Regions from separate parts of the Homo sapiens genome. Here region 1 is linked to region 2. Evidence: read pairs that join two places in POLR2A ChIA-PET (ENCODE). Cell type or tissue: PC-9. All regions are shown on one strand. Each heading gives the region's core, and the rest is flanking DNA. Links, peaks and the distances in the headings are about the cores only. Region 1 overlaps PDGFC (platelet derived growth factor C). Region 2 has its middle 21 kb from the start of GLRB.

Region 1 (16,894 bases), core at 3,633-11,632, 100 kb after region 2:
TATTTTACCTGTGGCTCAAGGATAACTTGCACAGGCTAGAACTCAGCAACATGTGTGGTATGAGGAATGTTAGAGTTGGAAAGACCCCAGGAACTTATCCTCACTGATGTGCAGATTGAGGCCTAGAGAGCAGAAGTTGACTTGACTTTGTCAAGGCCACTAGACAGCCACTATTAAACTGCTAATGTGGTGATACATTTTTCCTTATGTGAGAACCAATTAGGAAAATGGAATCCTGGTTTCAAAATTCACATACTTTTTATAAAAGCATTTCTTTATTATGTTAGTGGATTGCATGGTTTTCAGATTGGGAGATGAGGTAAGAATCTGTTGCTTCGGAAATATTTACGGGAACAGTAAGGGAAACAATCTCATAATAATCACATTAGTCAAATGGAATGGTATATATATATCACTATATATATACTGTATATATATGTACTATATATACAGTATATATAGTATCACTATATATATACTGTTATATATATATCACTATATATATATATAGTGATAACTTCTGTTTCTGTAGGCATCTGACAAATTGGCAAATAACTGGAAATACTACCTTTATAATGGTTACCATTATGTTAGAACTGTACTTTAAGCAAGTATATAGATGAAGGATGTTTATTTTAATATTTTGGCTTATTCAGTGATGGTGATGAATAATATGGCTGACATTGGCATGCTTGGTTCCACAAGGAAACTTTCTGGTAATAATTTTAACATTTCATTTAACAGTACATCTCAATGATAAAAGTACCATAAAAATGAATAAATAAGCATGTTTAGTGAACGCTAGAAAGTATAACCTATTATTTTTGAAATATATTCAGTGAGTGACCTTAACTTTTATTTACACTATATTCTATGGGATATTCTATTCAGAAGTTCAAGTTTTTTTTTTTTTTTTTGGTCAAGACCGTCAGAAAATAAATTCATAGCTATAAACTTGAATGGCTTGCCTAAAATATTATTAATTTACCTTTTTAAACTTTGGTTTGCAAAGTTCCCAAATCTGAAAACAAAGGGAGCTAAAAATTATAAAGGGGAACTATAATAACTACGTTTATAATTAAAGCCAAGTTGTTATAAGTGATACTTTTGGTAGCATTCGCTAATTTTGCCTTTTACCTCATGGGAATGCATTTTAAATTTAGTTTTGTTAATTTTATTTGTCATCAGATTTCTCGTTAGAATTCATGTGCCACCTTCAAGCCACTTTTTATCATCCCCTAGTGACTGAGTAGGCTCCTCCCTGGACGGTTATTTGCCCTGTTTCCACACCAGACTATCTTTGCCAGGCTGGCTTCACTAAATTTGCTCTCTTGCTATTCCACTTAATTCCTCTTTTATTTTCAGACTGTGATTTTTTTTTTGTACTTAGCTTTTTCCCTTTTGTATTTGTTTTGTTTTGTTTTATTTTTGAGACATGGTTTCACTGTCACCCAGGCTGGAGTGCAGTGGTATGATCACAGCTCACTGCAGCCTTAACTTCCCCAGGCTCAGGTGATGTTCCCTTTTCAGCCTTCCAAGTAGCTGGGATTACAGGTGTGTGCCACCACTCCCTGCTAATATTTGTATTTATTTTTAGAGATGGGGGTCTTACTATGTTGCCCAGGCTGGTCTTGAACTCCTAGGCTCAAGTGATCCTTCCACCTCGGCCTCCCAATGTGCTGGGATTACAGAGGTGAGCCACTGTGCCCAGCCGGCTTTTTTTCTTTAGACTAGTAGTTGGGTTGTTTCTTAGTCCACTGAGGTATGTATTGGGTTGTTGCTGGGGTTTGTGGGGCAGAGGCAAAGTAGAGGTCTGATTCCTTAAAGGAAATCAACATTCTCAAACAGAACAAGGCATTTTAATGGTAAGTGCAAGGATGTGGATTTACATTTCTACTATATACACTATGTGCTGATAAACCAGCATGATCTGCCAGGAAGGACCTGGGAGCAGCAGGATTTAGATGCATTTTAGAGGGTAGTTGGATGGGTCTAAAGGGCTCTGAGTAAGCTTCTAGTTTTGCATTGCTTAATAATGACTCTCCAGGAGTGACTCTTAGGTGCCACATGTGTCCTCAATGTTTGCAGATAGTATGCAGTGTATAAACTCTCCGTGAGGTATTAGGAAAAACACCAGGGCTTCACTGGCTAAGTAGCTTAGCTAAGGTCCCACAGCTGGTAGATGTTTGGACCTTGGTCTGACTCCAAGCCAGGACTCAGAGCCACGTGCCTCTTCCTTCATAAGTTAAATGGTCTAATGTTTTATTAGAACATTGTTTTCATTCAGCAAATATGTATGAGCATCTGCTCTTTGCTAAGCTTTGCCCTAGGTGCCGCATATGCAGAGAAGAAGATGCAGACCTGCCTTTGAGAAACTCGGTCAGAGGATGGCAGATCCTTCCTTTTACTTCATGGTCTATTAGTTTTGTGCTCAAAGTGCTATGGGAACACAGTGCTTTATTTCACTTCAAAAATCCTCTATTGATTTACTAAGTGGTTGGTTTTGTCTGGAAGGGAAGTTGAAGGAGAAAAGTTCCCACAGAGGAGGTGATGTGTTTTGAAGCGGGTCTGAGAGGGAGAAAAAGAGGGAAGGATCCTAGGCTGAGGGAACAGCCTGAAGAAAAGAATAGAGGCATGAAGAGGCATATATCATGGGCGAGAGACAAGAAGCATCGAGAATGTTGAGAGTGAGGAGAGGCTAGAAAAAGTGGAAAGATGTCCTAGACCTATGCATTCAAAGGCCCTGATGCTGTGTGTACTTCCTGCAGGGTTGACAGTTAACAAACAGAACAAAAAGAAAAGTCTTCATGTCTAAGATTCCATCAAAACCCTTTCTATTCAGTTCCTTTCTCAGCAGGCAGGCAGTGACAGATTTCTGCTTTGGTGTGTGCAGATAACTACTTGTTGCTGGAATGTTTTTCAGTCATCAGGCATGTTTGGAAGTTGTGAACAGGTTAGAAGGGCAGGCTGCGCAGCCTCAGTTCCACTCTCCTGAGCTGAGCCTGTGTCCACACTACTCTATATTGCCTTCTTTATGTAAACAAAGAGCTATTTTCACACTTCATTCACAAAACGGATGGCGTGCAGAATGAGGCTGGGTGAAGGATCCGCAATTGGGATAAAAGGGAGGCAGCTTCCAGGACACTGAATTAAAGTAATGAAGCTGTTACATCACAGGCAAAGAAAACAGTTATAACACTTTTAAGATCTCAAGTTTGTGGAAAATTAATTGCTATGAGGTTACACTTCATTGAGTATCTGCATCATTTTTCCACTGACATTCATTCGGGTCCCGTGTATATAAATGCTGGAAAGATTTTGTGGTATTTAAGGATTTGAAATGACTGAATTCTTTTGGTGGATGTACTATCTTGATGCCATGCCATTTTTTGAAGCTCTGCTATTTGCATTCTAGGAAATCCTTGTTCATGAGTGGATACTATTTTAAGCATTTCAATGTTTGCATGATAGAAATATACTTCTGTGCTTAAATATGCCCAGTTGGCCGTTGCACCTGCCCTTTGAGTCACTACAGAGATCAGAAACCATTAACAACAGAAGTTGAATTTACGTGGTACTTATCTCCTGTTGTTTCTGGCAGTTATTTTGCTGCGTATTTATAAGGACATCTGTCTTTTAAGTAGTCATAATTATTTATCTTTTTTTCTGCTGGGGAATAAATCACAGCTTGTTTCCCATAATGCCATATATATTCATAGTCTAGGGTGATTAGAAATGCAAATTGAGAGTCATTAAAGCTTTATAATTTATTTTGCTTTGGTAGCAGATGATATTTAAAATCAGTGTGCTAAGAAGAAACATTTGCTTAAAATATAAGATGTGAACAAATTAGAAGACAGAAGTATTCATTTCTCCTACTGGAAATTTCTTGCTGGGTCTGGGAAAAGGGGGAAACCTGCAGTGTTCGTTTCTAATTTACTGTACTTTAAACCTGAGATCTTATGTCAGGCAGGGTGCAAATTGTAAAGAACATAGGAAAAACACAGTAATGATTAGTGTTTTCAGATTGCTCTATGGAAGCATGCTAAAGACTCTCTCTTACTAGAGTGTGATTTGCCTTTGGATTACCCATTAAAAGGATGGATAAAATTTAGATGAATTTCTTATAGTAGTTGGTGGTTTTGTGAATACACTAAAAACAAGGGAAAAAGTTGGATAATGCTGGTATGAAAAATATAGATCTGTACATCCATAGCCTGAGATGGGGTGTCCTAGAGACAGATCTCTGCTGGAAATGCGTTAATTTTGTAGATAATAAAAGGCATCAGGGGATTCTTTGTTTTCAATAGGCAGTGACATCTCTACAACTATGCATTTTATTATTGACTTTACTTTTATTTCTAAACAAAAGTTCACTATTTCTGGAGCTATAAATGAAAAAGAACACACACATATATAGATATACACACACACACGTGTGTGTGTATATATGTCTGCATCTAAAGTTATAAGAACACTAGTATGCCATGAGGTCTAGTCTCTTGTATTGTAGAGGCAATACATTTTCATGTAGAGCTCCAGAAATAATGTACTTTTGTTTAGAAATAAAAGTAAAGTCAGTAACAAAATGCATAGTTGTAGAGATATTCCAAATTTATAGTTTTATATATATATATATATATATAACAGTTATATATATATCAAATGGCTTCAACTGTATCTTTGCATTGTGTTAGTCACTATGGTCAAAACTGTCTATTTCAAAAGCAGCAATCTGAAAATAGCAGGCAATTTCCCAGGTCACAATCTGGCTAGGCTACTGAGAGATGCTGAGTCGAGATACCTAATTGATAAATACTAACCCTTTAAAAAGTGGTTTTTAATCTGTGTTTTCTTGAGAATATTAGCAGTCTTGAGGTTTTAAGCCATGATAACGAAGAAAAAATTAGTGATTAAGTCATCTCTATTCTTATTTTAAAGAAGTTTTTGCTTCACGGTGAAAAATTTATCTTTAATCTGTACTGATAACTTTGAATAGGCATCGGTTGGGCACCCCATTAAACTAACAGCTTTAAAATGGTTTCCTTTTAGAACTAACATTTACATCCTAGGAAATCAATTAGGGTGTCTGGATTTTACATTTCCCTTGCAATCTTTGTTTGCAGTCATTTCTAAGTGGCCAACCTACCGTAGCAAAAACTCAGAGGTGCAAATCTTCTGGAAGAAGTGTAAATGCCACAAGTTTACTTGGAAAAATGGAAAAATAGGACTTATTTAATGTATCTGCCGAACATTTAAAACTGCATAAAGCACTGGAAATACTTTTGGTATGTAGGAATGTGTGGTGTTTCAAAACTACAAACATTGTTCTGAAAATTTCCCCGGTAGTGGTGAATTATATGAGACCACGTCCATCTAAGGAAGGCTTGTTTAACTAGCCTGTGGTTCTGGGGCTCATTCAAACACTCTTAAACAAAATAAAGGGAATGGATGTAATAACTTCTTTATGGAAAGGCCATAAAAAGCTACAGGGCCATGTAAACAAATTGGGTCATTTACTAGATGTTTAAGTGATAGATTTGCAGTCCAAATTTAGGGGTGTGTATTATGTTTTATAGGATGGTGACCATGTTCTACCTTGAGAATGAGGTTGCAAGCTTATTTTTTGTTTATTTGTTTGTTTTCGTTTAGTGCGTGGAAATCCATTATTGCTATTTTGTATTGCACTTGGAAAGCATACCTAAAATTCTGGGCAATTGCATTTATAAAGCTTTTCAACTTTGAAAAATGGCTAGAAACTCAGGTATGAAGATTGAATTGATCTGATTTCTGGTATCATTAGGTTCTTTTCAAGGAAAATAAGATGATTGAAATAGAAATTTTCCTTCTGGGCTCAGACATGTCTAAACTAATTGTAAAATAATTGTTCTGGCTTACAAGAGTAGACTCATAACTACAACTATGTAAAGTAAAAAATCTAACAACAGTTAGGATTTATAGTTACTGTCACTCTGCCAGTCTTGTAATAAAACTGCTATTATAACCACCCTAGTGTGAGATTCATTTGTCTTACTTGAGAAGTGGGCAATAAGTCCTATCCAAGTTATCTTGCTTTTAGCAGAGCCACTTTATTGCATTAGGATATTAATTTACCTTCTCTGAAATTGGGTATGATGATTGTGCCAAAATGGTTCAGTAAAGGGGAGTTGGGTGGGTGGATGTATAAAAATATGTTGTGCTGCGCATTAATGGTGATGACTAGTGGCAATGGGAGCTAGAAATAAACTTGGAAATTGAAGTAAGCACAGGAAACGAAATAATTTTTATGTTGATACCATAACATTTATTCATTCTGTAACTTCTGTCAAACATGGTTGGCTCATTTGGCCTTAAAGGAAGTGATTGTGTAAGAAATCCTTAGTAAAAATCAATGAGCCTTTCTAAGTTTTGAAAACTGATGGCATCATACCACACTGGCAACTTTTAAGTGTTACTGCTGGAAGTTTGGCAGCAGAAATAACTGCTTCAGCTTCACAGTCTTAAAAAACAACAGACAATGGTGGATATTATAGTTTCTGTGTAATGTGTGACTTGCTAGTTCCTTTTTTTTTTTTTAAATGAGTAACTTGATGGCCTTAAGTCTGTGAATAAACCTAAGACCTGCATTTAAACTGGATTTTCTGTGATCTTGAAAACAACTCACACTTCTATGCCTTAGGTACCTGTCTGAAGCTGAGGCATTGTGGAAAATGCAAAGAGAAATTAGGCTTAGTCTCTGCCTTCAAGTAGTTTATAGCCAAAGGGAGAGAGAAGACATGCAGTTAGGTATATTAGAGAATAAAAAGCGATAGTATCATGTTTGGTGGGAATTCAGAGAAAGGCAAGATTATTTAGTTGAGCCATTAGAAAAGGCTGAGAAAAGTTGTTAGGGGAGATATATATTTTTTGAACAAAGGGGCCAGGAAAGATGAGCATCATTTGCACGTGCAGAATCAAAGGTGGGATAGGATTTTGGCAGCTGGAAACCTGGTGAGTAGATATGCGCAGTAAGGAAGTGTGGGAAATTCATGCAGTCTAAAATGCAGTTTGTTTTGAGGCAGACCTCAGAAGCAGGTTCAGTGGGAAGGTCATTGGAAATGGGAGGCACAAAGGGAGGAACATTGATGTATGACTTGGGCTTGAGTAAATAGAAGAGTGATTCTTCATGCTTTATTGTGAGCTCCTTTATCCACCCGCCCATCCCAGCTATGCAGGCAGCCAAATTATGAATTAAATCTGATTCCTGATGGCACATACAAGACAGAAACAGAATGAAGGTTGCTGAACAGTGAAGAATAAAGTCAGAAGGAAAAGGAAATCTCACAGGAAGAAATCCCCTGAAGAGGAAGCCATGAAGGAAAAAAAGTCAGTGCTATCACAAGGTGGGGAGTGAAGGATGCCAAGGAAGGAGAGAGAGAAAAATCACAGAAATTGGCCCAGATGATAAAATACAGCAGAGACTGAAAAAAATGAAGACCAATGAGTAGCCTATGATTTTTCCAGGTTGACACAAAGAAAAAATCTTCAGTGTAATAAGTGGTGTAGAAGAATGGACATGGAGTAAAGTGAGGAAGTGAGACATCACGTTTTTAAGAGAGAAGGAGATAGTGGTTCCAGGATGGAAGGAAACATGTTTTGTTTCTTTGCTTGTTTTGGAGGTTTGGGGGAGAGCCAGAGGAGAGGAAAAGATTAAATGTGTAGCAAGAGATAAGCCTTCTATTTTTAGAAAGTTCTCCTACCGTTGATATTGGAACACAGGTGAAATAACTGTAGAGCATTAAGCCGCATACCAAATAATCACAATAAGAACTGAGCTTATTTGGTAGGGAAGTAGGTACTAAGTTTTGGAGGAAGTGATCCTTGAGATAATTTTTGACCAAGCGAGGGATTCAGCATTCACAGAACAGCTTCTCGCCATTTTTCTTGAAAATCTGTCTTATTGCCACTTTGATGTCCTGGTACCTATCTTGTGGAAACCTCAGTTCCATTGGAACATCCAATTAACGTGTATATTTAGAGGACTTACTATGTCTCATAATCTGGGCTGCTCTTAGCACTCCAAGTCTGAGAAAGCAACTTAAAACTAATAGATTTTGTCCTGCTTAAATATTATTCCTTCACAATATTTCAAAATATATAATATAGTATGTTAAGTAAGCATGGAATTATTGTCAAGCTAATAAGTACATATTAACATTGCTATTTTTAGGTAAAATAATTATCTTTACATTTTTAAATTTCCTCATTCTCACTGTCATCCCAAACCAGGTGCTGGTTACCTATGACCTAAACTGTGGCAAAGTGTTCTTATTCTTCCTTCTATGACTCAGGCTTTTCCAATGCCGTGTCACCCACAATCGATCATTTGCAGGAGGTTAATGTCAGATAATCTTCTTATAATAGAGTTCTGGTTGTGTCTACTCTAGTCAAGCTTGGATTGGTGCTTCATAAACTGTAATATACATACAAATCACCTTATTAAAATTCAGATTCTATTTTAGTAGGTCTTGAGTGGGACCTAAAAGTTTGCATTTTAACCACCTCACAGGTGATGCTAATGCCATCGGACTGAGGACCAAACTTTGAGTAAGGAAAGTCTACATTGTTGTTCTCCATGGCTACTGTGCTGTCACCCCAGTCTTCTAATACAAAAATTACACAAAACTGACCTCTGCTCACCCCAGAGATCTGTACTTTCCTAACTCCATGTATTGCTCTGCCAACTCTTTCAAACAATAAATTAATTTAATCCAATACACAAAAGTGCGTGTTGTGGTGATTACTGTGTCACATCCTGAAAACAGGTAAACAAAATGTCCTTTGTGTGCTTGATGTTCATAATCAGTGTTGTTTGTATTACACTAGACATATGCTTAGAATGCCCAAGGACTCAGGGATGTTCTACTTTTGGGTCAGGAAGGGCTTCTCATGGGGTTATCACTGAGTAGGGTCTTGAAGGACAAATAATTCACCGGAAAAGGAAGAGAGAGTTCTAAGCAGATGGTGCGGACTTGTGAGAGAGTACAAAGCCTATTCAAAAATGAACTACTTTTGGTGAGAAGTAAGATTGAAAAATTATTCATTAATTTTGAGGGCTGTGTCAGACATACTAAGAGCATGTTTAGATGCAAACTCATGAGATGCTTGGGCACCACTGAAGGACCTTGGCTGATGGGTAATGATTATAGCCTTCTGCGCCAATTCCTAATAATAAGGGTGTGTCTTTTTGTTTATGCTTGTATTCTTACACCTATAACAGATCATTAAATATTCATAAATTAATCAGGTTTGATTTTTGTTTTTTAAATGCATTTTACATTTTTCGTATTATTATTTTATCAGCAAATAGGGTTTTTCCCAGCTTTGAGTATAGCTGACAATTAAAAACTGAATGTTTACCAAATAAAATGGAATGTTTTGATATATGTATACATTGCAAAAGGATTACCACAATCCAGCTAATTAATTTATCCATCACCTCACGTAGTTATCTTTTTTTTTCGTGGTGAAAACATTTAAGACCTACTCTCTAAACAAGTTTCAAATATATAATTGTTTTCTTTCCAAAATAAAGGTACTTCAGGATGATTGTAAAGGACAGAGAAGCTAGAGGCTGGGACAGCATTTTGAAGGCATTTGCAGCCGTTCAGATGCCAGACAGTGGAAAAATAGCCAAGTGAGTTAGTGCCTGGGGTGTGGAATGGAAGGGAACCATCATCTCTCCTTCATGCTGCGTGTTCAAAGCCAACGTGGATTTAAGGCCCTGTCTGACTGGTCCCCTCTCCGCCCCATAAAGCCTTCCCTCTTGCCTTCAGTCTAATATGTCTCTCTTCTCTAAACTCTCAGAATAGTGCAGAATTGACCACTTTCTACCTTGGATTCTAATTATATATGTGTTTTAATCTCCCATAATTTTCAAGTGTCAGAGAATAAAATGTTGAATAATCTCTAGCCTAATGCCCCACTGGATGGCAGATCTTTTAAGTGAAGTGAAAACAGCCCACTTAGACCCAACACAGCTTGTTCTGCTGCAGTCTTGGCATCTGGTGTCATAAATCATCATTGATGGGTTCTAAACGAGTCATATGCCTTATTTCACAGCTGGGGGATGCGCCTAACGTCTGGCTTCATTTTAAGGAACTACAAGGGGCTAACTGGAGAGCCTCAATCTTTTTGCTTAGACTGAGTAAAATGAATGCACAAAGAACATGATTGGCAAAATTATAATGATGACTGCTTAGAATGTTATTTCCTCAATAAGAAAAAAAAATGTATCATTTCCAGGAAACTTATTTTTAAACAGGGAACTTTAGGATAAAGTTTTATTGCAATCAATTTATTATAGAGAAGAGCATGACCATCGCAAGTTCATTTTCAGTAACTTTGACGTATTTTTTGTTTTGAATTATTTCCCCTTTTGCTCTTTCTAGTTAACATAAGATATAACTCATGTGCTTTCTTATTTTTAGTTTGTTTTTCTCTTTTGCTTTGAGGTTTTGAGATTGACAACTGTGATTTATCCCAGAGAAGGCAAAAATCTTGAAAAAGTCAGTCTTTTAAAAAGTCACTCAAAGAATATAGTTTTTTTTCCCTTGGAAATAAAGTTGATTTTCTCAGCTCTGATCCTATGAGATTATGGGCAGAACTAAATAGTCCTTAGTTCTGGCATGTGGACAAAACAGAAGCAGACCCTGGAGAGAGAGTTCAAAATTCATGACAGTAAGCACATGTTCGGTATGCCAATATTTATGGTGTCACAACCAAATTGAAACCATAACCCTCTGCTATTTACGTAAGTATGGTGCCCAGACTGCACAAGGTTATGCCTATGTTTCCCAGTAAATTTAAGGCAATAGAAATGTTCAGTACCCCTAGAGACCAGACTATTTATTTTCATGTTCATTTTGTTTCTCTATATGAGGCAGAGTGAATTGTCTTAATTTATATTCATATTTGAAGTCAGCCAGAATGAGAAGGAATGGCATTTAGTGAGGATAGAGAATGGTTTTGTGCTTTCATATGTAATGTATCCAGGCCATTGTGTCCTGGTATTCTTAGTTTCTGAGCTGGGGTGAGTTGGGGGTATTGATTATTGATAGTGAACATAGACTGCTTCTTAGATGGGTAAAGCTCAATGTTCGTATCTTACGTCTTATGCTCTTAGAGAACCTGGGTTTCACCACTTTGGTCAAAAACAGACACACATACTGTTGGTAAGAAGTCATGTTTTATGTCTTTTTATAGAAACTTTGAAAGTATTATCATTCTAAAGTATTTATCGTCCGGTAAAATTTTAAGAACAATGAAGTTTCAGAACCACTATTGAGAGTACATCTTTTTTTCTCTACTTTTTCAAGACAAAGATATCTAGTAACTTAAATTATAGTAACATCGTCATGCACTTGTACAGCAATATAAATGAGAAAGATAATAGAAAAACCAAATAGCATATCACATTTGCTGAATGTGAATACGTTCTTAATGAACCTTTTTAGAATCTCAGACTCCTTCTGATCCCTTTACCATTAGTTGACTTTAGTCTAGAAAACAACTTGGACAGTAACCAGATTGCTAGGTGTCTTTAGTAAGTTGGCTGTTTGATTTGGCTCTTTGAGAGGTGGTCCTATATCTCTGTCAAGGGAAAGTTTTTCAAAACAATTGGTGACTGGAAAATGAGGAATGTTTTGTGCAAGAAGGGAGGCTTTCTCGTTTACAGGATAAAAGACATTTTGGAAGAGTAACTCCCAAGTAAGCAAATGAAGCTTGACTATGTAAATCCTTTTACTTAAGGGATAGAATCCAAGATATTTAAGAAGTCATTTTATTTCTTGAGTTCAGTTATTTAAACATTGTGCTTAGGCTTTTTGTTGGTACTCCAAACATTTTATTAAGATTTCCCTTGGTGTTTTCATAAAAAGACAAAATTCATTATGTTTTATTTGTAAATAATTGTCTTAAACCTAGATGAAAGAGAAAACAAACTTTTCTGTATCATATTCTTTCAGACTAGTTATTCAGTGTTTTTTATGCCCCAAATTTGAAAATGATCACAAATTTTTCACTGATCTGTTTATGTCTAATTTTGGTGCTGGAAAAATAAAAACAGATTACTTAGGGTGTTTAAATCCTGTACAGATTAGTAAACAATACCAAGGAAATTTACTTGGTGTTACTAGAAGGTTGAGGAAGGTTACTGGCTTTTGCAGTCCATTAGTAGATCAATTTGTTAAATGTTTAGTGCTAGGAATCTCATTTATCAGGAAATATCTTAGGCATTGGGGAGAATTGGCCTGTGGTATTTACATTTTAGTCTAGTTGCCAAAATTGATTTTCACGTTTTGTGTGTGACTTAGCTCTTTGTACTGCAGTAGATACCAGGTTAAAGCATAGTTCATATCTTAAAACATTAATAGATTTTGTTTCAGTGCTGCCAATAATTTCAGTGAGTAACAAAAAAACTCCACACTTTCATTAAAATGTTCTTAATGATTTCTGTTTGATTTTCTACGTAGTGATAAATGTTGCCATTTACCCCAGCGGTTTAATAACAACAAATAAGTATTACATTTTGAAGAAACTTGGCAGTATCATTGAATGCCAGTGTGTAATAGCTAATCTATAATTTAGGTTAATTCCATCATTAGTTTGTGACTTGAAATTCTTTGTTTCTGACTGTTTCATGACTTCTTTAAGCACAAAGAGGATATTGGTAGAATCAGGTATGTAGCAAAAGGTCTAGAAATACAGTTTTGATTATTTGAAACACTAGTATTTTAAAATCCAGCAGATGCATTCCTTTGCCTAAATATATTGTGTCTTATGCTATAAAGAGGACACATTTTGTTTTGTTTTAGTGTACATATTAAAACAGTTTATATCCCAAATAAGCTAATATGACTAATGGTTGTCACTGCCCTAATTTTGGGGAAGAAAGTTTGAATCAGAAAAGTGTTCTTGGAAGAAGAATACTCTTTTTTCCTATCTATTTAGGCATTCACTGGAACTTTCTTTACTTCTAAAATTTATGCTTGAAATGGCTCAGAGTTTGTGTATGTGGAGCATATTGGAGGCTGATTGTATCTGTGAGTTTAGGAAAGACTTAACTTGATCCCTTGTGCAATGAAGTCTTTCAAAGAAAACGAGGGTTTTTTGTTTTTTTTTTTTTTTCTATAAGGTAGAGTGGATATTCAGGCTCAGATTTTAGCTAAATTAAGAAGGACCTTTCTCTGTCCAGAATAGTATCACAAAATTAAGACTGGCTCTGGAAGAGAGACAGAGGATGCCCTCTTTTCATTGTCATACACCATTTGAATTGTGTTTGATAAATTTATATTGTGACCTTGAAAATGAAACCACTCAGAAATCCTGGTTAATTTCTGCCCCATGCGTCAGTCTCAAAGGGGAGACCTGCCTTTGCCAACAGACCATTCAGTAAGAAACAAAAATATTAAAACTCCACAATCACAACTTATATGGTCAATAATGGTTTCAAAAATTAAAAAAATTGATCCTGGCATATTTACAAGCAATTATATATAAATACAGGAACATGTATATTATGAATTTTCTTTAAACTATTTGCCTGCATTGATTATAGAGAGAATGAAGCCTCACAATGAAATCTGATTGAATAAATTTAAACACTGTTGTGATCACGAGCGTTGTTTTATTAAGTCACTGGAATGTAAGATACATGAAGCCTGAAATTTTAGTTGTTGTTATTGGAGGTTTATTTATTTTCTCCTACTGCTTTATCTTCAGGATCTAGAACCTTGCCTGGCAGGCAGTAGGTACTCTTAACATTATTTGTTTAGTGAATGAAGAGAAGGGTGTAAGAAGCATCTACCTCTGGAGATAAAAATACAGTGAGGTGAAAGAGAAGTATATATTTTCCTTTCTCCTTGTTTAGGTTATAAACTGTCATATCCATAGCGCCTAGATCAGGGCTTGGTAGTTACTCTGAAATTGAAAGATTCAATAAGTGAATTTTTACATGAAGAAAAATGTGAACTGCTGATTTTGTCTGTTATATCAATTGTCATTTTACTTTTGCTCTTTTTGCCAATTTCTAGAATTTTTTTCTTATTTATTTCATAAATTTGTAGTCATTTAGCAATTCAACAATTATAAACATTTGGAAGTTCTGTGTATTTGTGGGTATAAATAGATTTTTTTTCTGATTTAACACTGCTTTCAAATTGCTTATTGAACTATAGTGGAGAGGAAAAAAAAAGAACTTTTCTTCTACCTCTTAGGTTTAGAAGTTAAACTACAAATTAAACTGACAAAAGACAGAGTAACAGGAGAAAAGGCATATTAATTTTATTAATATTTTAAATTTTGTGTGCATAAGGGCTTCAAAGTAAGGATGTGAAAATCTTAAAAAGCAGTTAGACTTGGGATTTTCTATACCGTTTTAATGAATGGTGATAAATTGTGGAGGAGTGACTAGACAATGGAAAGGGGATTTGAGCTTCTAGCGCCAATGAAGTTTGGGAAAGTGACCAAAAAACATGGGGAAACTAATATTATTATCTAATCATAACAGATAATGTTATTTTAGTAAGGTTATTTTAGTTAAGTCTGCATATACAGTCTCATTCCAGCGCCAGCTGTTTGTCTGTGCTAAGGGTCACTTTCCTCATCCTGGAATGGAGGGAAAGGGGGCATTTATGTCATCTTCAAAAAGGAAAATTTATGTACTACTTTTCGGCAGATAACTGGAGAACGGAGAACTTTTCCCAAATCTGTTTATTCTTACTTGTCTTCAGCTCAAAATAATCCTTATGCCAGAAAGGCATATTTTAGGGTGTCATACTCGAGACCCCTTCATAATCATTGATTAAAACATATGACTGTTTCTGATAGCATATATAGCCTAGGAAAAATGTCATAGGTAGTGCTGGTGGTTGTTGGACATGCTGTTGCTTATGTACCTTTGAGTGAAGCTATTTTTATTTCCTGTTATGCTTACTGCTTGTTTTCCTGAAGGTAAAGCTGTAAGTTACAAATATATGTGACCCAATTCTTAACAGCTTCTGCCAGGACTGACCCTATATCATCTCAGGTATGTCCTCAAGGGGACGTAGGGGAAGGGGAAACAGTTCTGTTTTCTCATTTGTGCAGTCTTTGATTTCCATAGAAAGTCAAAAGTCATTCTAGTAATACACACTTAGGAAATGTGAAGTGCTATGACTCATTTTATTTTGGCTTTGCACAGTGTAGAAAATTTCTTGGCTAGGAAGAAATTCCTTTTCAAACTACCAGTCCTCCCCAAACAATTCTCCTCCCTTCTGAATAGGTAGTTCTCTCTTTGCACAGACATTCTTCTGGGCTTAGCTGCTGTGTAACCTCTTAACCCTTCATTAATAATTTCCTGAGGCCAGTTTGTTATAAAGAAATATTGCAGCACAGACAGTGTGTGAGCAAGAGAGAGAGAGAGAAAGAGCGAGAGAGAAAGAGAGAGAGACACACACACATACTACTTTTTAATGACCAACTAGAATGGGGTTAATGCTCTGAAAGAAATAAAAAAAAAAGTACACATTAGACTTTTTCCCCATTACTTTGCACGTTAATCAAGGAGATCACCCCCTTAGGCAGAAGGTAATAAATACTTTTCAACTTCTCTCTGTTATTCAGAATAAATGGCTCATTTCTATATTATACACATATTTAAATGCTTTGAGTATTTAAAAGAATAATCATGAATCTTTCAAAGAATTCTTAATAGTAGGAGACCGTTGGTGAGTAAATTTATCTCTTTTTGGTTCTTAACAAAAGAGATAGTCTCTCTTTTCTTGAAGAAATCACCAAGGAACTGGATGTTTTCAGAGATGGACATTTGGGCTTCCACTCTCCTGCGCTATAATCCTTTCTCACCTTTCTCATATTTCAGCAGCACAGGACCTCGGTGAATTTCACACTGGTCCCTTGGCTAGCCAGTAGAGCAATAAACCTCCCATGAGAAATGCTGTGAATTACACAGAGCTGTCATTACTCAGGGGATACGGGGCAATGATCAAAATGCTGCCTCCACAGAGAAATGCTCACACTCTAATGTTAAGTGAAAAAGCAGGGTGAGAATAAGATTTTAAATATTTTTATGTATGCCCCCATAAATATTTCTATGTATGTAGAGGAACTAGAATGAAATACACTAAAATGTTGTAAGTATTTCATCTATAAAGGCTGTAGGGCAGCGGTGGGGGTGTTGGTACTTTCCTTTCTAAAATACATAGTATTTTCCAAATTTCCTATAGTAAGCTTATATTACTACTATATTAGAAACAATGCTGTGCTAATTCCTTAAACCTAATTTAAACAGAGGGTTCAGGGAAGGCAAATACAAATAGCATTTTCTCCTATTGTAACGGAAAGCACCTTAATATGCCAAGACTTTTTTTAGAAGCCTAGGAGGTGGCATTCTTAAAGGTGGCCCTTCAGGCTTAAGATTTAAAATTGGCTCTTAATTTTATCCCAGAGCTCGATGTGGATATAGTCAAAGCGGCCGCAGCAGTCGGTGCAGGAGAGCCATCACAACAATTATCTATGTTGTTTTTGGCAGTTTATAAGAAATGTTGTTTTCACAAGACCTAAGAGTTTTGTCTGGGAAGAAAGAAGATAGCTGCCAACATTTGGCACCATATGGGGTTTTCGTCTTTTCCTTTTTTTTTTTTTTTTAGCTGTACATCCCCTCTTGAGCCTTGAAGATCAAGACAATATTCTGGGAGGTTTTTTTTTTTTTTAGTACACTTGTTGGAAACATCTGGAAAATGCCATTAGGTTGCACACCATGGACTTCATTTATAGACAAGTGTGTGAGATAAAAAACATGGAAAGAAAATCCCTGCTTTGCAGCTGCATTCTATGGCACACCATCCACAGTGTGTGT
Region 2 (16,894 bases), core at 2,802-10,801:
TGAATTCACATGACCAGGTGCTTGATGGGATATTTACAGAATTATGAAATAAGTGGAGAGGTACAGTTGTGGAAAGAAAGATAAAGTATTCTATTTCAGATGAATTCAGATTGAGGCACCAAATGATGATTTCTAATAGGCTATTAGGAATGAAAGACCCGGCTGGGTGCAGTGGTTCATGCCTGTAATCCCAGCACTTTGGGAGGCTGAGGCAGTTGAATCACTTGAGGTCAAAAGTTCGAGACCAACCTGGCCAACGTGGTGAAACCCCGTCTCTACTGAAAATACAAAAAATTAGCCAGGCGTGGTGGTACGCACCTGTAATCTCAGCTACTTGGGAGGCTGAGACAGGAAAATCACTTGAACTCGGGAGGTGGAGGTTGCAGTGAGCCAAGATCGTGCCGTTGTGCTCCAGCCTGGGTGAGAGTGAGACATCATCTCAAAAAAAAAAAAAAAAAAAAAATAGAAAGAAATGAAAGACCCTACACTCAGGAGAGTGTCAGAGATAGAGATGTAATATAACGTACCATACCAACTGATACACAAAGGGAAAATGAAAATACAGGAAAGAAAGTCCAGTTTTATCTTTGGAGATGCACTTAGAAGAAGAAAGAGAGAAATCACGGAAGTGAAGAAATGACAGAGTTTGAAAAAGTGTAATTATCAGAGCCAAAGGCTGCAATTCATCATCTTCAGTGAGTATGATGGGGTTCACAGGAAAATGAGGTATGGATGGAGTAAAGAACTAAAGGCAAGCATGAGTCAGTTACTTTGTACCAGAAACTTTATGTACAATATCTCTCATTCTGAAGGTAGATATATTTCTTTTTTTCTGTGCATTAGGGTGAGGATTAAAATGTAGCCCTTTTATCTTTTCATATCCTGCTATATGTAAATAATTTATAGCAAATTATCTAGATAGAACTTAAAAATATGGAAGTCAAAACAGTACTGAAGGGAAAATAGAATTGGTAACAAATGATAAATAAATAGGTAGACAGTTGGACATATAGATCAATCTACTGTGAAAACAAAATCTTACATTTGTCAACATCACATATGGGTCATCAATAGGAGGAAATTTCCATAATCATCCATGGAATTCATGATTACTCAAAATTGATTGTCCCAAGTGAAAACTTTTTATCCCAGGACAAAATAGTCAACTACACTTTTGATAAAGATTTATCTCTTATTCTTGTGTTCCATATATTTTATTTATTCATTCCAATTAATTCATTTCATTGCCCTATACTTTCCTTTGTAAATTAATGAAACCTAGGGTCTCACTATCACAAGTGTGTGAAGGTAGAAGGATGAGAGCTAGAATGATAATCAGACAGCAGTATTTTTTTATTCAACTTTTATTTTAAGTTCTGAGTACATGTGCAGGATGTGCAGGTTTGTTACATACGCAAACGTGTGTCATGGTGGTTTGTTGCACAGATCAACCCATCACCTAGGTATTAAGCTCAGCATCCATTAGCTATTCTTCCTGATGCTCTCTCCCCACCCTACCACAGTCCCCAGTGTGTGACAACAGTATTTTTTAAAAAAAAATAGGTAAGAAAATTACTCATTAAAAATACCACATAGCTCATTTTGATTTTATATTTCTTTTTTATTTTTCTTCTTTTCTTTTTTTGAGACAGAATCTCACTCTGTCAACCAGACTGGAGTGCATTGGCACAATCTTGGCTCACTGCAACCTCCACCTCCTGGGTTCAAGCAATTCTCCTGCCTCAGCCTACCAAGTAGCTGAGATCCCAGGTGCTAGCCACCACGCCTGGCTGATTTTTGTATTTTCAGTAGAGACAGGGTTTCATCATGTTGGCCAGAGTGGTCTTGAACTCCTGACCTCAGGCTATCTGCCTGACTCAGCCTCCCAAAGTGCTGGGATTACAGGTGTGAGCCACCGCGTCTGGCCTAATTTTATATTTCTTTTAATAAAAACATTTTTTGGCTATTTACTATGGATTAAATATTAGGTAGAAAGCTATAATATGGAAACTAGTAAGAACCTTCTGTAAAATGGTCTAAAGTGGGAGAAACAGACTGATGCTCATAAACAGTGTGGTAAGAGTTGTTCTATAGGCAAGCATCGAGAAGTCTGGAAGCAGGAAGCCCTCTCGGGGGAATCAAAGGTTTCTCAAAAGAGATGACTTGGATGATCCTTGCAAAATAATTAGGAGTTCGCTGGATTAAAGTCCTTTTGGTGCAAAGATTTTGATTCCACACAGTTAGATCACAATGTGTATGGACACTTGAATTAGGCATGAGCCAAGTGGGCATTAGTCAGAACATCAGTATTGCTGGAACATTGCAGGAAAGTGGGAAAAGATAAAGCCAGGGAGGTAAAAATGATCAGATAATGAAGAACATTGAACACCATGCTAAAGAGTTTCTTTTTACCTTGTTCTGAAGATTAGGAGAGCCATTGAAGAATTTTAAGTAGGAGATAAAACACGACCAGATTTATATTTAAGCAGTATGATTAGCAAAAGAACATGTTGATTTTGAATTGTTTCCAAATATTAAAGAATTTCATTAAAATAGATTAAGCAATGTAATGAATTTACTCTGAGTAAATCTTTTTAAAGTAACATTCTGACTCTAAAATCACACACCATTGTTATTTCAGTTTTGTGCTATATTAATTCCCTTTTGGTATTTTTATTAAAATAGTTGTACAACTCATTTAAGGATTTTTTTATGAAATTTTTAAAAACTTTAAATCTCTCCATTAATAAATTCTGTAAAAAACTTGCATGCCAGTCGATCAATATCCTCAATTGATAACTGGCTCTATTTCAGTGAATTTGTTAAATAATTTTATATCTAAATAAATTAATAAACAATGGCACTGGCAAGAATGGCTGCTGTAACACAAATCAGTGTTATCCAAGGAACTTCCACCTCTACTGCTATGACTACAACCTGGGGTCCCTGGACCACCAGAAGCTTGATGTCAGATGGGAGGCAGATATATGCAAAATAGGAGTTTACTTGCATGCAACAGACAGGCTTATATAGGAAATATTTAAAGAGGAGGAAGACAGACATTTATATGCCAGGCTTGAAATTAGAGCATCCCTGGGGAATCTTTTTAACTAGATTAATGAATCAAAGAAGATTTCATCTAGCAAGTTTTAGAAAAAATCTTTAACACAATAAAGACAGAATTCCTATCTATTGAATATAAATCTCTGTTCATGGATTTTGGGAAGTTTCAGATGAATCATATGTTTAGATGTTATAAGGACAATGTATTAATCTTTTTTCTAGTATGGAATATAATGGTCTCTATATAGGAAAACAAATAAATAGAAAGAGAGTTGTGTCTATGCTCCTTTAGAAAGTTAATATAGTTTTAAATTTTTGCTTTTGCATGTTATCAAAAGAAAAGTAGGAATTTCCAGAAGTAATTGTTCATTTATCACCGTTCCATTTTGGTTAGTATAAGTCCTAGGGAAAATATGTGCAACTGATTGAGTTAATTGTTTCCATTTGAAAACCAAGACAGGATGTCTCAGCCAGATGCCAGTTCAGGTACAGTGTTACTGATGGGACGGCTAAATGTAATAGTGGCTTTATTAGGCTAGTGAAAGAATAAGTTTTAAATTTTACTATAAATGACACTTAGTGCAGTTTCACTGATTTTATTATGAACATTTAAATCTGCTTTGAACAAATGTGTAGCTCCAATTGGTAATGGATCTGGAAGAGGATGTGAAAAGTCAGCAAGAAAGAGGAAGTAGGCCAAAATTTAAGAAGGTCCAAAGAAACTGGAATGTTAACATGTGAATAAAACTCACTAAATTTAATAACATTTCCATTGTTTTTGAAGTAATATATTTCATTATATCCATATTGACAAGTAGATGAAAATACATTTCAAGAAATAGGTCTCTTCATTTCCACAGTTTATCAGGACAATGTTATCTTGTACATAAATAGGACAGTATTGGCTTGAGGGCTTTAGCTTGGCCAGATACAAAATGGTAATTGAAGAGCTCTTTTTTTTTTTTTTTTTTTGACATAGTCTCCTTCCTTGTCATGGAGGCTGGAGTACAGTGGTGTGATCTCGGCTCACTACAGCCTCTACCTCCCAGGTTCAAGCGATTCTCCTGCCTCAGCCTCCTGAGTAGCTGGAATTACAGGTGCCCGCCACCACACCCAGCTAATTTTTGTATTTCTTTTAGTAGAGACGGGGTTTCACCATGTTGGCCAGGGTGGCCCCAAACTCCTGACTGCAAGTGATTCGCTCACCTCAACCTCCCAAAGTGCTAGGATTACAGGCATGAAGCCATTGTGCCTGGCCTGAAAAGCTTTTCTAATACATAGATAAAGATATATTTCTGTACTTCAGCTAATTCAAATGTGAGGATCGTGTTTACTTATAAAAGCCAAAATATAAAAATACTTCCAACTTTTTTAGGCATACATTACTGTATTTAAACAGACTTCAATATAAAGAAGTTACTTTTAAACACTTTTGTTATTTGAGAAGATGGAAAAAATAATAACCAGCATGAGAGTCTATAAAAATGACTTTTTTTTTTTTTTTGACAGAATCTTGCTCTGTCACCAGGCTGGAGTGCAGTGGCGTGACCTCGGCTCACTGCAGCCTCCACCTCCCTGGTTCAAGCGATTCTCCTGCCTCAGCCTGCTGAGTAGGTAGGACTACAGGCACATGCCACCACACCCAGCTAATTTTTGTATTTTTAGTAGAGACGGGGTTTTACCATGTTGGCCAGGATGGTCTCCATCTCTTGACCTAGTGATCCGCCCACCTCAGCCTCCCAAAGTGATAAAGATGACTTTCTATGTTACTAACGAATCCTTCTTTTTAAAAATTTTCTCTTTGTTAATTACTCTGTATGTGTTTTGAGGAGCCGGAGCTGGGTTAAGAAAATAGAGGGGAATCTGGGGCCGAGGGATACAGTTTAGCAGATTGTTTAGGAGAATCCCACAGTCATTTAAATGTCCCCTTTTACAAGGAGGCTCCACAAGGAGTAGCTTTCATGTGATGTGTTTTCCAATCACAAAAGACCAGGCAGTCTGAAAAGAGAATCTGCATGAGAAAATTAGGGCGATGACATCCCATGCCATGGCTTTCATGGAAGAACTGTTTCTACCTGCTTTGTAATCATAGCACAGGGAAAAACAGAATACTCTTAGTTCATATGTCTCCCTAAGTAAAGAACTGTGGCAGGAGAATGGGAAGCCAGGAGAAGAATGCAACTTACTGCTCTATTCCATGAGGATCTCAAAAATCTGGAGGCTTCCAAGCACAACCACTTGATCTGTGGATTATAGCAGGCCAGACCATTGTCTCCTAGCCAGCAGGTGACAGAATTCATTTTTAACCTTTTACCACCTGGGTAAAACATTACCCAGATAGGAGTAAGGAAAAAAAAAATAAACTCTTAGATGATCCAAGAACACATTTAAAGGAAATTATCAAAGAACAAAGAAGAGGTTTTAAAACTTAAAAACAACAACATGATTTTTGTATATTACAAAAAGGTTAACAGAGGAAGTAAAAAAGTAGATTGCTAAAAACAAATGATCAATTTGGAAAATCAAACGTCAGAATCCTGAAATGACAAAGAAAAGAGACAGGTGGAAGATGCAACGACAGTGTGGCAGTAATGGGTTGAATTATCCTATTAAAATACCAGATTGCATTTAAAAAAGAAACAAAATTCAGCTATGTGCTTTTTACAAGGAGTGAAACAAAAACAAAATTACATAGACAGATGGCTAAACATAATAAGATGACTACACATGTTCTAAACAAATGATAATTTAAAAATCAGATAAGTGAGATATAATACTAAAACCATTAAATGAGCCCCCCCACCCCGCCAAATGTATATTTATCGTGATAAAGACTGGATTCAGGACTTCCAGTTTTAGCTCCAAGGTATAAAGTGCTTGGAAGTTGTCACTCCTGTCCTTCAACAAGAAAAAGTTGGATAAAATGAAAATCAATGACTTTTTTTAGCCCTATCGGAGAACTAAGTTTGCCATGCAGACCTCTACCCTGGAATCTGGAGAGAGGAAAATTCAGTCTGAGCTGAGATCTGCTTACCTAGAGTAGAGCTATTAAAAATATAAACTGCTAAGGACACTTAAATGGTAATTTTGACAAATTGCTAGAGACTGAGTGCAGACTAACATGAGAGGGAGATATTCCCAGGGGCTCCATACTTCATGAGCTTTTCTTCCCTGATCTCTACCAGGTTCTCACAATGAAGACTGGAGAAATATCGTCCTTGCTCTGGCAAGGGGAGGGGAAAAGTAATCACTGTGGAATATGGGTTTCTCCATAACAAAGACCTACTCTCCAGGGAAAAGACCTTATTCCAGAGCTGCAGAGGAAGAACATTCCTCTTACTCCAGCCTCCTCTAGCTTTTCTGTCTCAGCTAGGAAGGGAAGTTATACAAGAAGAAACCCCTGTGAAGCTCACAGGCCAGAGACACAGGCCCCAGTAAAAGACCAAGATTTAATTAGAAGATTATGGAATGTTTTTCTATACCTACCTTACCACTGCACCCAAAGAAGTCTTGTATCATAGTGAATTTCAGCTGAGAAACAGACTGTAAGGAAGGGTATAGTAGTTCCCCCTTATCTACAGGGGATCTTTTCCCAGACCCCCAGTGGATGCTTGAAATCGTTCATGATACTGAACCCTATCCATACTATGTTTTTCCCTATATGTACATGTGTATGAGAAAATTTAACTTAAAAATTAAGCAAAGTAAAAGGTTAATGACTATTATAATGAAACAATAATTCTAACAATATAATGTCATAAAAGTTATGTAAACGTGGCCTCTTGCTCTCTCAAAATATCTTATTCTACTATATTCACCTATTGTTGGACTATAGTTGATGGCGGGTAGATGAAACTGCAGAAAATAAAACTGTGCATTACAAGGGACTACTATAAGCCCAAAGTCAAGAAGGAAGTCAAAAATAAAAACACTCAAGCCAAGCTTTTGGCACCTATAGCTACACCAAATGTAAATAAAGCCCAGCTCCTAACCAGATTAACATGAAACTTTATTCCAAAGGCCTACTTACCTCTGTTCCTATAACCAATAAAACATGTCCAGCATTCAACAAAAAAATTACAAGGTACAGCCAAAAGCAAGAAAAAATAACAGTCTCAGATACAATACACATGTCACAATCATCAAACAGGGAATTTAAAATAACTATGATTACTGTAGTAAGGGCTCTAACGGGAAAAGTAGCAACACGCAACATCAAATGGGTAACATAAAAGTGAAAGATGGCAATTCTCAGCAACAATAAAAAGAAAATGTGGAAATCTAACGGGAAAAGTAGCAACACGCAACATCAAATGGGTAACATAAGTGAAAGATGGCAATTCTCAGTAACAATAAAAAGAAAATGTGGAAATGTGACAATATTGTAATAAAAATGGAGAATGTCTTTGATAAGCTCATTAGTAGATTGGACAAATAGATTACACAAAATAATTAAAACAATCACAAATGTTTATGCATCATACACTATAACTAAGGCATAATAAAAATTTCTATAAGGAAAAAAAGAAGTACACAACTCAACGGAAGTAGTGAAAGATTTTACCATGCTTCTTTCAAATCAAGCAGACAATAAAAAGTGAAAGATACAGAACTTTAATGACACAAGTAACATGACATATAATAATTGAGATTTTATAATTGGTTAAAAAGAAAATAAATTTACCAAAACATAAAATAATCCATAGATAATCTTATCAAAACCCCCAATTATTTGCCCCTACCATAGGTGACAGTGGCTATTTATAAGGCCACAACGAATAATTCAACTAATTCCATGCAAAGGAAACCATATAGCCCTGATTTTTAAGCCAAAATTCAATAAACTAGAAGTTGACTATAAATAACTGGAACATAATACAAACACATAAACTCCTTTACTTACAAAATTAAAACATACTTCCAAATGAACTTGAGTCAAAGAGCTTATTAAAACTAGAAACATAAACTTTAGAAAGTAATCATGAATATTTATATTTCAAAAGTAATGGACTTAATCCAAAGCAGTATTGAAAAGAAAATTTATAACTATAAATGCATTTATTATAACACAATAAAATTTTAAATAAATGGTTTAAGGATTCAATCCAAGATATGATTTTTGAAAGGTTATTTCCTTTAAATATAAAAGGAAACAAAATCAAAAGCAAAAATAAATTAAAATAAATAATGAATTATACAAATCAAGTAAAATAACTTCTGGTCAAGCCTAATCAAAACAAAAAATATTAGAAACATTATTAGTAAAAAGAAAAGAAACAAAGTGTAAAGATAAAGTTTAAAAGCAATAGGATGACATTCAAGGAGATATGTAAATGATCAAAATTGACTCAAGAAGACTTAAAAAAACACAAAATACCAATAGTCATAGAATGTATTACTAGATTTTCTATTGCAAAGGTTGAGAAACTTTTTTCTGTAAATGGCTAGATAATGAATATTTGAGACTTTGCCAGCCGTGCTGTCTCTGTGGCAAATACTCAACTCCCACATTGCAGCATGAAACCAGCCAGGGGCAATTCATGGGTAAGACTGTAATCCAAAAATACAGGTGGCAGGATGGAACTGGCCTGAGGGTACTAGGTTACTCGCCTGTATCTAATGTCAACTCAGATCCTTGCCACTCTTTGCTAAGATCTCCTCTGCATTTCAGAAGAGAATCCTGAAATAATGTTTTCCAGAATCCATTTACCAGGGTGGTTGTCGGTTAGCGACTACCCATGAAAGAAACTCACATGTGATATAAATAGTGAAGCAGGCAGAAGTCATAGTTGTTGAGAGTAAACTGCAGGCAGTCCATCAGTGCTTGTGACTGGGTGGGTTGTTTGCCCAATTCTGGAATTCAGTTAGCAAGCCCATTTGGCTCTCATACCAAGCTACATCCTGTAGCTTAGATATTTCCAGTAAAAATAGATATCTTGACCTCCACTTCCATTCCTTTGTTTTCTTTATTAATTTGTTTAGAACTCCTGAAAAGAAGAATGGTCCAGTTGGGAGAACACCACAAGATACCAACAGTTTTTTTTTTTTAAACCTTCAGTAACAGATAATACTTATAGTGAATGTAACATATGAGAATGTTGTATTTACCATAGATATTTAAAAATAGGTAGCATATTTCAAAAGGCAGAAGTTTTCAGTGCAGATAAAATGAGAAAATGTAACTTTAAAAAATTCTGTGTATAAGAGGAACAAGAAAAATAAAAACTTAGGAATAAAACCTAATATAAATAAGCAAAATCTACATCAGTAAAACTGTAAAACTCTATTGAAGCATGTAAAGAAAGAACAAAGTAAGTAAACAGTCATATCATAATCCTAAATGGAAATGATCAATATTATGAAGATGTTAACACTTTCCAAATTAATCTGTAAAGCCATGGAATTATCAATATGATAAGAATGTTCACACTTTCCAAATTGATCTATAAAGTCAATGACATCCTCAAACACATCCAAACAAGATTTCTCTGTGGAACTCAAATTTATTATTAGAACACCTGGAAGAGAATACCATAAGAATATGCATAAAAATAATACCTAAAATCATGTTTTTGAAACCATTATACAAGGATTTCTCAACCTCAGCACAGTGGAAATTTGGGGCAAGTTACTAATTCCTTGTTGTGGAAGGCTGTCCTGTGTATTTTGGATGTTAGCAATATTCCCTACCTCCACCAACTGAATGACAGTGAGATCCCATGCCTCAGTTTTAACAACCAAAAATGGATCCAGACATTGCGAATTCTCCTGGGGCAGCGAATACTCTATTCCCCTAGCTGAAGCCACTGCAGTATAGATACAAAAGATCAATGAAACAGGAGAAGGGTCCGGAAATGATTTCATGTATGTATGGGAATTTAATTTATGATAAAGGTGGCATTTCAAATTAGCATGGAAAAGATGAACTCATCAATAAATAAGCTTGAAATAATCAACTCTACATTTGGAAAAAAAAAGTGTTAAATCATTTTTCGCACCAGCACCAAAATAAAATCCATGTGGATTAGAATCTAACTGTTAAACAACAACTACAACGAACAACCCTTGGGCCCGCGAATTTGCAGAGGCAGAAAAAGTAAAGTGTGTTGTGAAGGTGATTCCACCACCAGGGAGAGCGCACTCCTCAATTCTCAATTTAGAAGCAGCCGTGGAGAGGAACGGACAAGGAATAACTTTCAAAAAAGCCCAGCCAGGAACCACAAAGTACTTGGACAAGAAAGTATGTCCCAGCAAGCAGAATCAGCGACTCATCAAGAAAGTTCTGGAAAGAAAGATCTGGAAATGCAGCCCGCTAGAATTTCAGCATTGCTGAAAACTGGCATTTACTATGTGTTTTCTAATTTTTCTTTTTTTCTCTCTCTCTTTTTTTTTTTAGTTTTTTATTTTGTTTTTTTTTTTAGTTTTTTTTTTTTAAATTATACTTTAAGTTCTAACTAAACACCGCATGTTCTCACTCATAGGTGGGAACTGAACAATGAGAACACTTGGACACAGGAAGGGGAACACCACACACTGGGGCCTGTCATGTGTTTTCTAATTTTTCTTTTTCCAAATGGGAGTGTTTATTATGGTATTCTACTCCAATATATTGTAGGTTTTTGTGTGAGGTGGGGGGGGGATAGGGAAGAGCAGATAACTTGTTTTTTAAGTTCATGGATAACTAGATCACAAGGAGCCACATCTGGACTTCATGGAGAAACAGCACATGACCTAGACATCCCTGCACTTTGAACTTGATGAAATTTTCTTGTCTCCCTTGGGGAGGAGATGTGGTAAACTTGTACCGTGCCAGTCTAGCAAACCACAAAATTCTGAGAATTCCCTTCCCTGCAAAGTTTCAGGTTAGCTTGTGCCACAAGAAGCATTTTGTATGAGATTCCGAAGGGAACAGGAAGCAGCAGCCCGATTCTTTGCATGCTCGGGTCCACTCTAGAGGTCCAGCACTGCTGCAGCTCACAATGCAGCGATCTGCCAGCTCCCCTCCTTGGTTTGAGGCGGCAGCCAGCCAGCAGCTTCTTCCGTTCCCGACAGATCTCCTCCTTCAGCTTCTCTGGTTCTGGGGCAGGTGTGTGTGTGGCTCCATGACAAAGGACTCCAGCTTCTGCCAGAGGTCACACTCAGTGTCATAGCTGGCGTCTTCAAGGCGTTGAGAAAACAATGCAGGGTTCATCTTGTCCTTGGCGGGTCCAGTTTGGTGTTGTTCATTCCCATTTCGTTTTCTTCTGTCTTCCTCTAGTATTTGTTTGGCTGACCTTAGGCCCAGCCTCAGGTGCTGAAGTAATCGCTGTCTAGCAGCTGCTTAATATAGAAAGCGAATTGCCTATAATAAATCCTATGGTTTAAAATGTTCCCTGTGGCTCTGCTCCTCTGATTAAACTCCAATACAGAAGATTAGTATGTTCTGTGGATGAGAAGAGTAAGGGCATCTTTGGTGACCAGAGGGCAGACTGTCAGATTCCAGAAACACACCCACCAGAGCACATAGGGAGGGAGAAGCTTTTGTCAAAGAACACGGTGTAACAAAAAGGAGGACAGCATGGCTATAAATGGCAGGTTGAATGGAGAGATGAAAATGCTACCTTATCCTTTAGATAGGAGGCATGATTATCTGGTAAGGTAGGAGGCCGGGAGAAGGAAAGTGGGGCTTTTCAGAATAGAGGAGGTATATGAAATAGCTGCTGCACACTGGTTACTTGACTAGAGTATCTACAGAATAATAATACCAAAAGTTTATTGAAGGGATATTGCAGCCATTGTATAGGCATTTTCTATACAAGAACACATTCAATCCTCACTAAACCCTTACAGGTGTGCCATTGTTATTTTATTTTTATAGATGAAAAAACTGAGGCACAGAGAAAATAAGTACCTAGCCCAATGTAATATTTTCAAAAAACTAGCCAATATTCCAAAAAATATCTTATGCTAGAAAACTATAATTCTTGGCACATAAATTTCCAATGGACTATTAGATATTTTCATTCCCATTTTACAGGTAGGCATAATGAGGCCCAAGGAAGTTTACTACTGTGCCCAGGTTATATACCAAAAATGCTAAATTAAGATTTGTTATGAGTGATAATAACACTGGCAACCAGAACCCTAAGGATTTATAGTTTTAGACTATTCATAATATATATAATGAATATTTTATTTATGTATATGTACAAATACATACATACACATTTATATAACACCTATGTATTACATTACATTAATACATTAATATGTGTTACAGATAAAAATCAGAGGCTAAGAGTATATAAAGTGACATCTTAAGTAAACTTGGAAATTGAGGGATATGATTGTTAATTTTATGTGTCAACTTAGGGGCTAAGAGAAACGTGTCTTTTTCTTTTTTTTTTTTTTTTTTTTTTTTTTTTGAGATGGAGTCTCACTCTGTCTCCCAGGCTGGAGTGCAATGGTGCGATCTTGGCTTACTGCAACCTCTGCCTCCCAGGTTCAAGCGATTCTCCTGCTTCAGCCTCCTGAGTAGCTGGGACTACAGGCCCGTGCCACAATGCCCGGCTAATTTTTTGTATTTTTAGTAGAGACTGGGTTTCACCGTGTTAGCCAGGATGGTCTCGATTTCCTGACCTCATGATCCGCCCGCTTCGGTCTCCCAAAGTGCCAGGATTACAGGCATGAGCCACCGCTCCCATCTGGGAAATGTGTCTTTTTTTGTCGAGATTAATCACTAACCTGTGTAGTGTGAAATGGGCCCTGTGTAGTTAACTTTCCACCCAGTGACTTGTAGATGTCTTCAGTGAAAGATAACATAGGGGGATGAGTGTTAGTGATATGGTTGAATGTGTGTCCCGCCCAAATCTCATATTGAATTGTAATCCCCAGCTTTGGAGGTGATGCCTGGTGGGAGGTAATTAGATCATGGGGGCAGGTTTTCATGAATGGTTTAGCACTATCCCCTCGGTACTGTTCTTGTGACAGTGAGTGAGTGAGTTATCATGAGACTCCTGTTGCTTGGAAATTGTGTGGCACCTCCCCGCTCTATCTCTTAGTCCTGCTCCTGCCATGTAAGATGCCTGCTCCTGCTTTGCCTTCTGCCATGAGTAAAAGCTCCCTGAGGCCTCCCCAAAGGAAATGCTGCCATGCATCCTGCACAGCCTGTGGAATTATGAGCCAATTAAACCTCTTTTCTCTATAAATTACCCAGTCTCAGGTATTTCTTCAGAGCAGTGTGAGAAGGAACTAATACAGCTGGTTTCTGCTCTGGCAGACTAAAAATTTGGTAGTAAGAGTAGATGGTTTGGCCTTGGTAAGTGGCAGCCCATGCTCTGGGGCTCATGCATTTTCCCTATCTCTTGTACCATGACTATTCCATCATATATCCATATGTCAGCATTGGATTGGTGGGTACAGCAGCTGGCCGACATCAACTGGCTGAGTGACTTTGTCTAGCTTGATAAGTGACTCTTTCTTTCTAGATGTTCTTTGGTGATCATTAACATGTAATACAGAGATTTTCACATGTTGTAACCACTCTCACATGTCCATCCAAATGCTCCTGCTCAAGAATTCCGTATCTCAAATCTTTCAATCTTACCACTCCCAGCTCCCAGCAGGGAGACAAGCCATTTGCCACTGACCATGAATCCATATATTTCTAATTTAGAGCCATTTATCTTTTTACACAAAGTTAATTACCAGGTACTTGCCAAAAACTCTTTCCACTGAAAAATTTTCCCACATACCAGGCTGTCCCACACTGGAATCAAGCTTGCCTTTTTCTCCTCCCATTTGGCCATAAGTATGAGCTGAGAGAGACACACTGTGCAGCAGTGGTAGATGGCATGGGGATCTGAGCTGCATCGTTGGGCAACTAGCTTGTGCCTTTCATTCCTGCTCATGCTTACTCCCCAGATGCACCACTCCCATCTCACAGTGGATTGTTTCTAAGGTCATTTGACATCCTTACATGGCAGAACTGATAGAACTCAGCTTATGAAGGGCAGTTCTGGCCCCGTGGTCACTCGATTTTTACGAGACCACAGTAATACACCAAAGGCTACTTTTGAAAAGGCATGTACTTATTTACCGAAGGTGACATGGCCTTGCTACAGAGCCCTAAGGGTCTATGTTACAATTTTTCTCATTGGGATTTTCCATAAACTCATCATAGCGTATTTCACTACTGGTACATTAAACATCATTACAGAGATTTTTAGAGACTATAGGGTTGCTACAGAGCCCTTTTCTGCTTGGGTCCTATTCAAAGGTGGAAGACTCTTGTGTTACCTGGTATAAAAGTCAGAGCAGTATTCCTAGATGTGGCACATGGTGCTTTCTTAGCACAAACGGGCCTACCTAGTATTGTCCTTCCTTCTTTGTAATAGGAAATACAGAATGCAATAATTTATCTTTTAATGTGGAGAGTAAAGGATCGCTCGACCCCTAAATGTTTTACTGATGTGATGGATCCCTGAATCACTGTGAGTTTACCACTATTTGTAACACATGGATCTTACCAAGGCCTCTAATCACCTAGGCACTTCTTGCTCATCCAGTCCAATCAAGATAATGGCATCAATATAGTGGGTCTGTATGATGTGTGGAATATCCAGAGGATCTAGATCACTTTATACTGTAACAGTGCAAAACAGTTATCATAGTCTTGGGACAAAACTATACCTGTCTATTCCAAATAAATGCAAAGTGTTTATGATCCTCTTTTCTGATAAGAATAGAGCCTGTAATCCCAGCTCTTTGGGAGGCTGAGATGGGCAGATCACGAGGTCAGGAGATGGAGACCATCCTAGCTAACACGGTGAAATCCCATCTCTACCAAAAATACAAAAAATTAGCCGGGCGTGTTAGCGGGTGCCTGTAGTCCCAGCTACTCGGGAGGCTAAGGCAGGAGAATGGCGTGAACCCGGAAGGCGGAGCTTGCAGTGAGCCGAGATCGCGCCACTGCACTCCAGCCTGGGCAACAGAGCGAGAATCCGTCTCAAAAACATAAACAAATAAATAAAAGAACAGAGGAGAACATATTCATCAACTCAATGGCCATATACCATACACCTGCTATGCTACTTTAGCACCAATAAGCACATCTGGCCTAGCAGCTGCAACTGGGACTACTACTTGGTTGGCTTTGTAGTAGTCCACTGTCATCCTCCAGCCAGGCAGCACATGATCCAGCTCTGAAATCACATTTTAGCGTCTGCTTGTTTGAACACTCCTTGGCACTAACTGCTGCAATCTGGCTTCCATGTGAATCAGCCTCTGAGAAGAAGATTAGATTGCCAGACGTTTGTTAAGAATTGCTCTTAGGATTTCACAACTGTAGAAGAGTTATAAAAGAAACAGAATTTCAGAGAAGGAAAATGCTGTCCCAATAAAAGCTTCTGTGGATTCCATGGAGAGATATGGAGCTGGGATGACCTTCTGAAGTCGTCCTGAGTTGAGGAGAAGGGACTTGGTCTTTACATCCCTATGTTGGATGCAGGCTAACCCTGGAAGTAAGTGTAATCTTGAGTGAGCCAATTTTCTTCAGCTGAGACAGTTCCCATAGAGGGCTGACAGTTGAGAATCATCTTCCAGTAGCATTTCCAGCATCTGAGACAATAAGTCCTTCATGTATTAAGGGAGATACGGGCTTCTCATAGCTCAAAGCACCCACCACTATCAGATGACTGTATGTGGGGGACAGTTCTGGCCTTTTTATGTTGTTCCATTGTTCAACTTGTCTATTCTTGCACAAATATCAAATTGTTTTAATTACTATAGCCTTAGAATTGGTCTTGATATTTGATAGGGTCTAGGATTGTTTTCCTCCCTTAATATTGTATTGCCAATATTGGTCTTCTCTAATAAGTTTATCAATTTTGATTTTTAAAAAAATCTGCTGGGATTTTGGTTATGATTGCATTGAATCTACACATTGTCTGGAGAAAATTGACATCTTTATATTATGCCTCCCAATATCATACCTTCCAATAATCATGAATCATCTCTGCATTTATTTAGTCTTCTTTAAACTTAATGAGAATTTTAACTCCTAGTATAAAGATTTTGAACATATTTTGATATATTTTTTCCTTGATATTTGATGTTTGTTGATGTTAATGTAATGATATCAATTTTTCATTTCACTTTTTTGTTGTTTTGTTACTGGAATGAAATGTTTGTGAATTGAACATATACCCAATAACTTTGCTAAATTTACTTATTAATTCTGATTATTTGCAAGTTGTTTACATTTTCTAGGCACATGATCATTAGGCCTGTGAATAATGATGGTTTTATTTCTTTTTTTCTAATTATGTCTTTTTTCTTGCCTTATTTTACTGGCTAGATTTGCAATACAATATTGAATGCAATATTAATAGTGAACATCTTTTTCTAATTCCTAATTTCAAGAGATCATTTTTCAATATTTCCCCATTGTATAAGATTTCTGCACTAGGTTTTTTATAGATATTCTTATAGATTATGTGTAGGTTAATATGTTTCCCCTATTCCTAGTATTTTTGGAGTTTTATCATAGATAAATGTTGAATTTTGTCAAATGATTTTTCTAAATACATCAAAATAATCATGCACTTTTCTCCCCTTTCTTCTTTTTTCTTTGGTATGATCAATTTTACTGATTGATTTTTCAATGCTAAACTAAATTTGAATACGGGAAAAATCCCATCTGATATTTTATATATGTAGACAAACGCTAAACTTTAAATGCTCATATTTTATTAAGGATTTTATTAAAGATATTTGCGTCTATGCTCATGATTGGTCAGTAATTTACCTTTCTTGTAATTTCTTTTTTAGGTTTTGGAGTTAAGATTTGGGT

The links. ChIA-PET counts read pairs that join two places held together with the same protein. Peaks named below come from ENCODE experiments on the same cell type or tissue, not always from the same donor. Only the 100,000 strongest peaks of a DNase experiment are listed, where the experiment ranks them.
Region 1: POLR2A ChIA-PET joins it to region 2 with 12 read pairs; 3 of 35 experiments call an interaction of 5 or more read pairs at or near these places.

Annotation. Positions count from the first base shown.
Region 1 is chr4:156,948,005-156,964,898 of GRCh38, reverse strand. The region is part of intron 1 of PDGFC (platelet derived growth factor C); the gene reads left to right. Among named protein-coding and RNA genes, the nearest start is that of PDGFC, 15 kb to the left of the region's middle. In PC-9, for the core only: no CTCF peak of the experiment used is centred there; a DNase peak (open chromatin) is centred at 8,338; H3K27ac peaks cover 1,389 bases.
Region 2 is chr4:157,046,828-157,063,721 of GRCh38, reverse strand. No RefSeq gene overlaps it. Among named protein-coding and RNA genes, the nearest start is that of GLRB, 21 kb to the left of the region's middle. In PC-9, for the core only: no CTCF peak of the experiment used is centred there; no DNase peak of the experiment used is centred there.